Regions from separate parts of the Homo sapiens genome. Here region 1 is linked to region 2. A link is a loop called in an ENCODE intact Hi-C map of the cell type or tissue named here. Cell type or tissue: transverse colon. All regions are shown on one strand.

Region 1 (5,000 bases), 57 kb before region 2:
GCCCATGTGACCACGGAGGCTGAGACCGGAGACGCGGCCCCAACCCAAGGAACACCTGGAGTCCCCAGAAGCTGGGAGAGGCGAGAGGAGCCTGCCCTGGAGCCTGCAGACGGAGTGAGGTTCTGCCAGAGTTTGCACTTCGGGCCTCCGACTGCGAGACAGTTTCCAGGGCTTAGGCCAGTTTGCGGGGACAGCAGCCTCAAGAAACGAATACAGGATCCCCCCGCCCCCACCTACACTTCCCTGCCTGGAGTCAGAACAGGGCCCGGGACCTCCAGGGGCCTCTGCACAAGACCCCACAGGCCTCGCTGGCCTCCCTGGGCATCGGTTCTGACTTCCAGACCTCAGGCTCTGTCCGTGGATGCCCTTGGAGGCTGAGGGACCCTCCGTGCATGGGGTCTCCATCTTCCCAGCAGCTGCGTCCTCAGCTTTCATCAGATTTGCTACTCAGGGGTTCCACGGTGACCCTATAAATCGTTCACAGCTGGGCCTGTACTAACTCCGGAGGTTCACCTCGCCCAACTCTAGGGGTGCACCCACTGGCCCTCTCATTTTAAACTAATTTATCTCCTATCTTTTTGTCCCATTTTCTGGGAAATTTCCCCCAACTCGTTCTTCTAATTTTACTCTTGACGTTTAAATTTCTGCTATCAAGTTTTAAATTTACTGCTGTTACTGTCGTTTCATGGATGCAAAATCTTTTCTCTACCTAGAAATATTCGTGATAATTTTTTTCAGTTGCCACTGGCATCCTGCACGGCCTCTTTTGGAGGGCTTGGCTCATTTATTTGGCCGTGTCTCATGCCGAGCCTTGCCCCAAATGTTCGGGGATCCTCGTCGACCTGTGCAAAAATAAGAACAGTGTGGGTGCAACCACAGGAGCCTTCACCTTGCTGGTGGGAGCGTCAGCTGGTGCAACCACTTCGGAAAAAATGTTCGCACCGTTTCAGTAAAGCCAGGGCTGTCTACACTCTGGAGCCCGGTGGCCTCTGTTGCCGGCATACACTGGAAACGCGCATCTGCGTCTGTCTGCAGAGATGCAGGGTCTTAGACGCGGTGCTGGGGATTCCAGTGAAACGCTGGGCAGGATCCCAAGTCCGCCAGCAATGGAATGGAAGACCCACCGTGATCTAATCGCCCACCAGCAGAGGCCACGGAGGCGGAGGCGAGCCAGCCACAGCCCCGCCAACGCGCACGAATCCCACGTGGCGTGAGTCTTTTCACAGACCGTGGGAAACATGCACAACTGCCTGGTATCTAATTTAGGGACACAGCCTCGTGACGTAAACCCTGCAGAAGCACAGAGGCGTGGCGCACGTGAGAATTCAGGGCAGCGGGCTGCGGCAGAGCGGGGGAGGAGGCTGGAAGCGTCCCTGGAGCTGCACGGGGCCCCCTCCCTCATGGCAATGTGCTAACATAGCTGAATATTTGCCGGAACGTGGGAGCACGGTAGGAGGCTTAGGGGGCCTGGGCCCATGGGACGGGATCCTCTGCTGGGACCCCAACAATGCTCCGTGGCTCTCCCCTCCCAGGTGGTCAGGGTTCCACAGATGAAGCCCCTACCTTCAGCTTGGGGGTGTGGGCCTTGCTGCCCTCTGCCCTGGGAGCTGAATAAGGGAGGGGCCTTCACTGTCCAGGATGTCAGCTTCCACTCGGTACCCCCAGCCTCATCAGAGCCTTACCCAAAGGAACTGAAATTTGGGACTCGGACAGATACTTGCACGCCCACGTTCATAGCGGCCAAGAGACGGCAGCAACTCAGGTGTCTGTTGGCAGAGGCGTGGATAAACCAAATGTGGTCCACCCATACAACAGAATATTATTCAGCCTTAAAAAGGAAGGAAATTCGGATCTAGGCTACAGCCACGGATGAATGTTGGCAAGATCATGCTGAGTGAAACAACCCAGCTACCAAAGGATGCGTCCTGCTTGAGTCTCCGACACGAGGTCCTGAGAGCCGTCACGTTCATACAGATGGAAGGTAGAACGGTGGGCGCCAGGGTGGGCAGAGGGCGGGGAGTCGGGGGGAGTGAGTGATGGGGAAACAGTTTCAGTTTGGGAAGATGAGGACGTTGCGGAGATGATGTTGGTGACAGTTGCACGGCACTGAGTGTGTTCAATGCCACGAAATTGTACGCTTAGGAAGGGCTAAATAGTAAACTTTATGCTACATATATTTTACAAAAATTAAAAATATAAAAAAAAAAGAATTGGGGCAGGGAGAGAGCAGAGGCAAGGGAACGGAGGCGGCAAGTACATGGCAGAAGGCCGGATTGGCGTGGCGCCCGACACAGAAGGCTCAGGGGTATTATTGCCCAAAACCACTGAACTGTGTGATTTAGAAAGGTGAATTTTGTGGTATGTATGTTACATATCAATAAAGGCTTTTTTTTAAAGATCACGCCGGGCGTGGTGGCTCATGCCTGTAATCCTAGCACTTTGGGAGGCCGAGGCAGGCGGACTGCCTGAGTTCAGGAGTTCGAGACCAGCCTGGGCAACACGGTGAAACCCCGTCTCTAATAAAATACAAAAAATTAGCCGGGCGTGGCGGCGTGTGCCTGTAGTCCCAGCTACTCGGGAGGCTGAGGCAGGAGAATTGCTTGAACCCGGGAGGCGGAGGTTGCACTGAGCTGAGATCGTGCCACTGCACTCCAGCCTGGGTGACAGAGTGAGACACCATCTCAAAAAAATATAAATAAATAAAATAAAAATTAAAAAAAAGATCATTTGTGTTTAGATATGGTAGCAATAAACTGAAAGTGAAATGAAGAAAACAATCCTTAGCCCTTTACAATAGCATAAAAAAGATTAAAATACTTAGAATAAATTTAACAAAAGAAGTACAAGAATCATACACTGAAAACAACAAAACATTGTTGAAAAATATTAGAAGACCTACATAAATGGGAAGACATCTCGTGTTCACAGGTCGGAAGACAATATTGTTGAGACGGCATGACTCCCCAAATCGATCTACAGATTCAATGCAATCCATACGAAAGTGCCAACTGCCTTTTTTTCTTGCAAAAATGGACAATATGATCCTAAAATTAATGTGGGAGTGACTCGAGGGACCCAGAATAGCCAAAAGAAAAAAAACAAGTTGGAGGACTCACACTTGTGATTTGCAATGTGGCATGAAAGAGCAGGAATCAAGACTGTGCAGCAGCAGCATAGGACCGACATACAGACCAATGAGACCGAGAGTCCGCAAAGAAACCCATATGCTTATGGGCAGTGGATTCTCAGCAAGGGTGCCAAGACCAACCAGGAAAGAATAGTCTTTTCAACAAATGCTGCCGGAAAACCGGAGACACACATGCAAAAGGATGAAGCTGAACTCTGACCTTATACCACATACAAAAATTCACTCGAAATGAATCATATATCTAGATGTCAGAGCTACAACTCAAAGATTCTCTCTTTTTTTTTTTTTTTTTTTGAGATGGTGTCTCACATGGCTTACCGCAGCTTTGACTTCCCTGGGCTCAAGTGAGCCTCCCATCTCAGCCTCCTGAGTAGCTGGGACCACAGGCGTGCACCACACTGCCCGGCTAATTTTTGCATTTTTAGCGGAGATGGGGTTTCACCACGTTGCCCAGGCTGGTCTTGAACTCCTGGACTCAAGTGATCCACCCACCTCAGCCTCCCAAAGTGCTGGGATTACAGGCGTGAGCCACGGCGCCCAGGCTTAAAATTCTTAAAAGAAAACATTGGAGTAAATCTTTGTGGCGTTAGGCTAGGCCACAGTTTCCTAGACATGACACCTAAAGCATGGGCAACAAAAGAGAAAACAGATAACTGGACTTCATCAAACTGAAGACTTTCTGCTTCATAGGACACCACCAAGAAAGTGAAGAGAAAACCCACAGAATAATTTTTGCAAATCATGTGTCTGATAAGGACATAGTATCTGCAATATAGAAAGAATTTTTACAATCCAACAACAAAAAGACCAAAAAAAAAAACACTACTGAACAAATGGAAAACGGATTTGAATAGACATTTTTCCAAAGAAGATATACAAATGGCTAATAAACACATGAACAGATGCCCAACATCACTGTCAGTCAGGAAATGCCAAAAAAATTACAATTAAATACCATTTTATCTATTAGGACGATTAGAATGTTCCCCCCCCCCTCAAAAAAAAAAAACCCAGAAAATATGAAGTTGTGGTGAGGAAGGTGAGGATGTGAAGGAACTGGAATCCTCCTCTCTTCCTTATGGAAAAATAAAATGGCACAGACACTTTGGAAAACAGTTGAATGGATAGACAAAATGTCTATCTATATAATGGAATAAGTTTTCAGCCACAGAAAGGAACGCAGCACTTATACATGCTACTGTGTGGATGAACACTGAACACATCATATTGTCATCCCAGCCCTGTGGGAGGCCGAGGCGAGAGGATCACTTGACATCAGGAGCTCGAGACCAGCCTGGCCAACTTGGTGAAACCCCGTCTCTACTGAAAATACAAAAATTAGCTGGGTGTGGTGGCGCATGCCTGTAATCCCAGCTACCCGGGAAGCTGAGCAGGAGAATTGCTTGAACCCAGGAGGCAGAGGTTGCAGTGAGCCAAGATCGTGCCATTGCACTCTAGCCTGAAGACAGAGCGAGACTCCGTCTAAAAAAACAAAAACAAAAACACACCCATCGTGCTGAGTGAAAGAAGCCAGTCACAAAAGATCACAAACTGGCCGGGTGCAGTGGCTCACACCTGTAATCCCAGCACTTTGGGAGGCCAAGGTGGGCGGATCACGAGGTCAGGAGATCGAGACCATCCTGGCTAACACGATGAAACCCTGTCTCTACTAAAAATACAAAAAAAATTAGCCAGGCATGGTGGCGGGCGCCTGTAGTCCCAGCTACTCAGGAGGCTGAGGCAGAAGAATGGCGTGAACCCGGGAGGCGGAGCTTGCAGTGAGCCGAGATCATGCCACTGCACTCCAGCCTGACAACAGAGTGAGACTCCTTCAAAAAAAAAAAAAAAAATC
Region 2 (5,000 bases):
TGCCTCTGCCCCAGGCAGGCCTCCTCTGCCAGCCACAGAACTAGAGTTTTCTGCTTTCTTGTGTCACAGGTGAATAGCAGGCTCTGACCCTCGGGTGGGCTTGGTTCTGCCGCCTCCAGCTGTTGACCCCCAGCGGTGCCTTCGCCACTGGGAGCCCCTCAGAAGGGGACGGGAGCCTGGCCCGCAGCTCATGCTTGGTAAATGTGGCATCACTGTTCTGACACTGTGTGCTGGAGAAGGGACTGGGGCTCTCGGGCAGCAGCACAGTCACGGGCAGGAGCCACAGAGGAGCTCCACCCTCAGCTCCTGCCCCGCTCAGCACCCCTGCCTCCCCTCTGCTCTCAGTGTTCCCTGGGGGTCACCTGGGGGGTCCCAGGATGCCCACTTCACAGAGGCAGGATCCTGCGAGGGTGTGGGCCCAGGAATGCAGGCTAGAGGGGTCTTCATTTCTGCAGAAGTTCCTGCGGCCCCCTGGTCCTTGCTCGAGCCCTGGACTTGCCCCTGAGCATACACCACCTGCACCAACGTGCCCCTGCCTGCCACCTGCACAGCTCCCACCTCTGGGCCGGCTGCCCTGGGGAGCCTCTCCCTCACGCCTTCAGCTCCTGTCCACCCCATGGGGTCCCTGCACTGAGTCCCCCTTCCAGCATCCAGAACATTCCACAGCACTGTGGGTCAGCCCATCTGTCCATCTCCCTGGTACAAGCACAGGGCGAGGTATGCAGTAGGCACTCAATACTTGCTCACTGAATGAACACAGGAAGGAGCAGGTTCTGGGCCCCACCACGGGCAGCTGTGGCCTCTGCCTGTCCGGCTCAAAGCGGTCGCTGTGGATGACGAGGAACAAGACGGGATCCGCTGGTGGTGCAGGGCTGCAGGGCCCCAGTGAGCATCCCAGAGGGGCGGCCTTAGGAACAGCTGCCCACTCAGCACTCACCCGCTCAGCACTCACCCGCCCTGCTCGAGGCTCGCTGCACAGAGGGTTGCAGTGGCAGCCTGGTGCACCCCACGGTTCCTCGTATCCACAGCCTGGCTCTGTGGCTAGATGCCTGCCTCTGTGGGGGCTCACAGCTGGCCACCCCCCTGGACAGGCCTGCTCCCTGGACTCTGGCTTTGGGCTCTTATGCCCTCTCGCCCTTCCTCCCTCCTTCAATCCAAGCCCCCTTCACCTCCTGGGGGTCCCTCACTCCCTTTCCAGGCTCTCCCACTGTCCTGAGCCCGAGGGGACCCCACGCCAGTGCCTCCAGGAGGGGACCCGCGGGACAAAGCCTCTGCCAACAGAAGCTCCAGCCTCCCTCCCCAACCTCCCTCCCTTGGCCTCCCCCGCAGCACTGGCCTCCCCTGCTGCCCTTCCCTGACCCCCCCTGCTGCCCTTCCCTGACCCCCCACACTCCCCCACCTCCCTCCCCAAGCTGCCCCCCCACCTCCCTCCTCTGGCCTCCCCTACCCTGATCCCCCAGCCCCCGCCTCCCCTTGCCTCCCAGGATGAAAGCCTAGGACAGAAGGAGGAGCAGAGGTTTGGCCACCAGCAGGTGGACTGAGGTCGGCAAGCAGGACACAGATGATACTGGTTGGGGGAAGTGGCTGCTGTTCTGCGGTCGCCTGTACTCGGGCAAACACGGGCAGCAGACTCAGTGTGAAAGTCCCGAAACACAGTATGCCTGGGGTGCGGCCTGCGGGGAGGGTCACCTGGGGTCACCTGCACACTCCAGGCCCGACCTTTAAGAGGAAGTCCAGCCAGGGCTCACCGGCTCATTGACACGGGCATGAGTGGGCGGGTGGCTTGGTGCCACACCTCAAAGCACTCGCGGAGAACTTTTTACAAGGACAGCAGAGCTGTTCATTTGCTGTGAGTGCCCTTGGGACAAGGAGACACCTGTACCTGAGGCAAAGGCTCACAGCGCCCTGCGCCCTGGTGGAAACAAGGCCGGCTCGCAGGATCTTTGCTGTTCTGTTTTTTAAACAAAGAGAAGAATAAGGACCAAAACTGCCTGTCATTTTCTTCAAGTGAGTTTGGCCACAGAGAGACACTTGTCTAGAAAAGAAAAACAATGTCACCAAATCCTGTGGCCCATGGGAAGGGGCGCTCTGTGCTCTGGGGTGGCCTCTCCCCGCCAGGACACTTCCCTCCAAGCCACCTTGTCGCTGGCCACTGGGGACACCCTGCCCTCCAGCCCTGAGGTCTTCAGGTGAAAGGAAGTTCCCTGAGTCTAACGGCAGGAGGATTTCCGAGCCTCCCTCTGGCGCGATGTGAGGCTCACTCTCTCTGGTTTGCTAACTTTGTGAAAGACGCAACCTCTGCGAGGACACGGGAAGGACGGCGCAGGAAACAGGCCAGGCCCTGAGCTATTGGAGGGGACTCTGGGGAGCCAGGGCCCAGCAGATAGAGACCACGCTGGAGCCCTCCCGGAGGAGGTGGCACCAGGACCTAGGGGAGTGAGCGGCCTGGCCCAGGGGTGTCCAGACTGGCCCCGGCAGCAGCCCCCATTGCTCCCCACTCCAACAAGGGGTGTTCGGCGCATCCTGGGGTTAAGCACTTCTGTCCCCTGCAGGCCCCGCCGCTGGCCCTAGCCCACTGCACTGCCACCGCCCCGCGTGCTCCCACCTCTGCACCCCCATTTCCCACGGGAGGGGTATCCATGCTCAACCCCAGTGCACTGCCACGTGTGCCTGTGCCCCGGGGTCCCCTGGGGCTCCTCAGCATGGCCTCAGTGAGGTCTCTCCAGCCTGAGCCTGGACCAGTCGTGGCCTCTGTGCCCACCCCCCACTCCCCGACCACTTCACTGACATCCACATCTCCACGGGCATCTCTCTCAAGGGCTCCCCATCCCCTACTCTGCCCAGTCCCACACCTGCTGGCCGCTGCCCACTGGACCCTCCCCCTTCCCCCTCCCCTTCCCCCTCCCCACTTCCGCCTCCCCTCTTCCCCCTCCCCTCTTCCCCCTCCCCTCTTCCCCCTCCCCTCTTCCCCCTCCCCTCTTCCCCCTCCCCACTTCCGCCTCCCCCCCAGCTGCAAGCTCCACTAAGCTCTCTGTGGTCCACTCACTCCTCCGCCCCCGTGACCATCCGCCTGGCAGGGGCATGGGGAATCCCCGTCTGGAGTCAGGGTGTGGATGAGCAGCCTGACCCCTGGGCTCTAACCTTGGCCCCAGACAGCTCAGAGACGCTAAGCAGGTGACCCCGCGCATCCTGCCTCGGTGGATTTCAGGCCTGAGCTTCCATGTGCTGTGTTCACGTCCTTGAGCCCCACAGGACCCTACAGGCTGCCTTGAGTTCCCTGCTCTCCCAGACGGCCCCGCTGGCAGGAAAGGTTCCACACAGGTATTCCATCAGCCAGACCAACTGCCCCCACCTGCCCTTCAACCCAATGTGCTTCACCTCCCTGCCAGCCCCCAAATTATTCAAACAAGCCAATCACAGCCTCCTGAGGGACCCGGGGGGCAGCTCGTCCTCTTGTTACCACCAAGTCTGCCTCCCACAGCCCCTGCGTGGCCACTCTGTTCCGAGCATGACCCCTGTGTGACCCTCATGGTCTCCTGTGACTAATGAGCTCACCTGTGGATCTCACCTGTCCAGTGGCAGGTGGCAGGTGTTAGGCCACCTTGCCCTATCTAGGGTGACAGAGCCTCCCTCACCAGCAAGGTGAACAGGGGGCACTCAGGACACGTGGTCCCCTGGTCTGCTGAGGGCTGACAGCAGGCCTGCCTGTCACTGATCGGGACAGCTGAGCGGCCACCGTGAGGTGGAGACGCCATGGACCGGCACCCGCACGGGACCTGGCACCATCAGCCCTGCCCGTCCCGCAGGTTTCTGCAGAGGTCCTGGGCACAGGAGGCACTCACCACACGATGGCCAGCCTGGGGATGCTGAACATGAGGGCCGGCTCGTAGTCATCAATCATGTCCTGAGTCAGGTACCCGAAGTCCAGGGCCCTGTCCGGGGAGACGGACAGTGAGCAGCATGAGGGCTGGCCCACCACAGCCACAGGTTGGACCCCAGCAGGGACAGGCAGTGCGCTCAATCTGTACCTGCAGCCACGCGTGGTGGCCACGTCAAGAGGTGACACATGCCACCCCCAGTCCTCATATGTGCAAGGGGCTGGGACTGCAGGAAAAGGCCACACACTTCCCTAAATGCCCTGGCAGGTGGCTCCAGCTTGACCTTCCCATCTGCCAGTCCCCACCTCTGCCCCAGGAGGCAGGGGCAGGGAGGATGTGTGAGGACAGCTATGATGCCCAGCAAAGACAGTAAGGCAACCCAGAGGACGGCTCTGCTCAGCCAGGAGACCGAAACAACTCCGGTGTCAAGAATGAACACGGAACAAAAATACTGCCCCAAACAATTCAACACTTCCCTGAGAAACCAGCTTCCTTTCTCCTCCCCGGGGCTTGTGGAGGGCTTTTCCTGCACCTCGTGAGCAGGCCTGCTGGCATCGTGACTTTTCAAAATAAAAGGAATTTCCCGTCATCTTATTTTCTGATAATTTGAAATATCTCTCAAAGCACAAAGAGTAAAAATTTGCTTTTTAAAAATAACAAACATACAATGTGATAATAGTCAATTTCAAATCTTCCAAACACCATAGTACCACTTGAACAAGAGAAACATCAAGGTTACATCTTAACCCCAAAGTCCATTGAGAAAACCAGACTCCAAATTACTGTACAAAGCCTGATAAGAATATTGATGGCTTCCCCCTGCCCCCCCCACTCCCTAAAAAAGAAACACTTGTTCAACAGACTTAAAACTCAGCAAAAACTCATTCCTGGACTGGGGAGGTGGGGAGTGAGGATTGAGGAGTGAGGATGTGAGGATTGAGGAGGTGAGGAGTGAGAATGTGAGAAATAAGGAGCTAAGGAGTAAGGAGGTGAGGAGTAAGGAGGTGAGGAATGATGAGGTGAGGAGTGAGGAGGTGAGGAGGTGAGGAGTGAGGAGATGAGGAGGTGAGGAGGTGTGGATTGAGGAGGTGAGGAGTGAGGAGGTGAGGAGTGAGAAGGTGA

Evidence for each region. Hi-C counts contacts between places; a loop is a spot of excess contacts. Peaks named below come from ENCODE experiments on the same cell type or tissue, not always from the same donor. Only the 100,000 strongest peaks of a DNase experiment are listed, where the experiment ranks them.
Region 1: it touches region 2 in a loop (2.5-fold over the local background); 7 of 110 quality-filtered maps call a loop at or near these places.

Annotation. Positions count from the first base shown.
Region 1 is chr4:2,274,797-2,279,796 of GRCh38, forward strand. All of the region lies in intron 8 of ZFYVE28 (zinc finger FYVE-type containing 28), which reads right to left. Among named protein-coding and RNA genes, the nearest start is that of MXD4, 15 kb to the left of the region's middle. In transverse colon, no CTCF peak of the experiment used is centred here; no DNase peak of the experiment used is centred here.
Region 2 is chr4:2,331,863-2,336,862 of GRCh38, forward strand. It overlaps ZFYVE28 (zinc finger FYVE-type containing 28), which reads right to left. Exons shown (of 13, transcript NM_020972.3): 6 at 3,843-3,932. Among named protein-coding and RNA genes, the nearest start is that of MXD4, 72 kb to the left of the region's middle. RefSeq lists enhancers at 1-663, 664-1,461, 1,452-1,531, 1,462-2,259, 1,782-1,841 and 1 more. In transverse colon, a CTCF peak has its summit at 1,930; a DNase peak (open chromatin) is centred at 1,759; H3K27ac peaks cover 992 bases.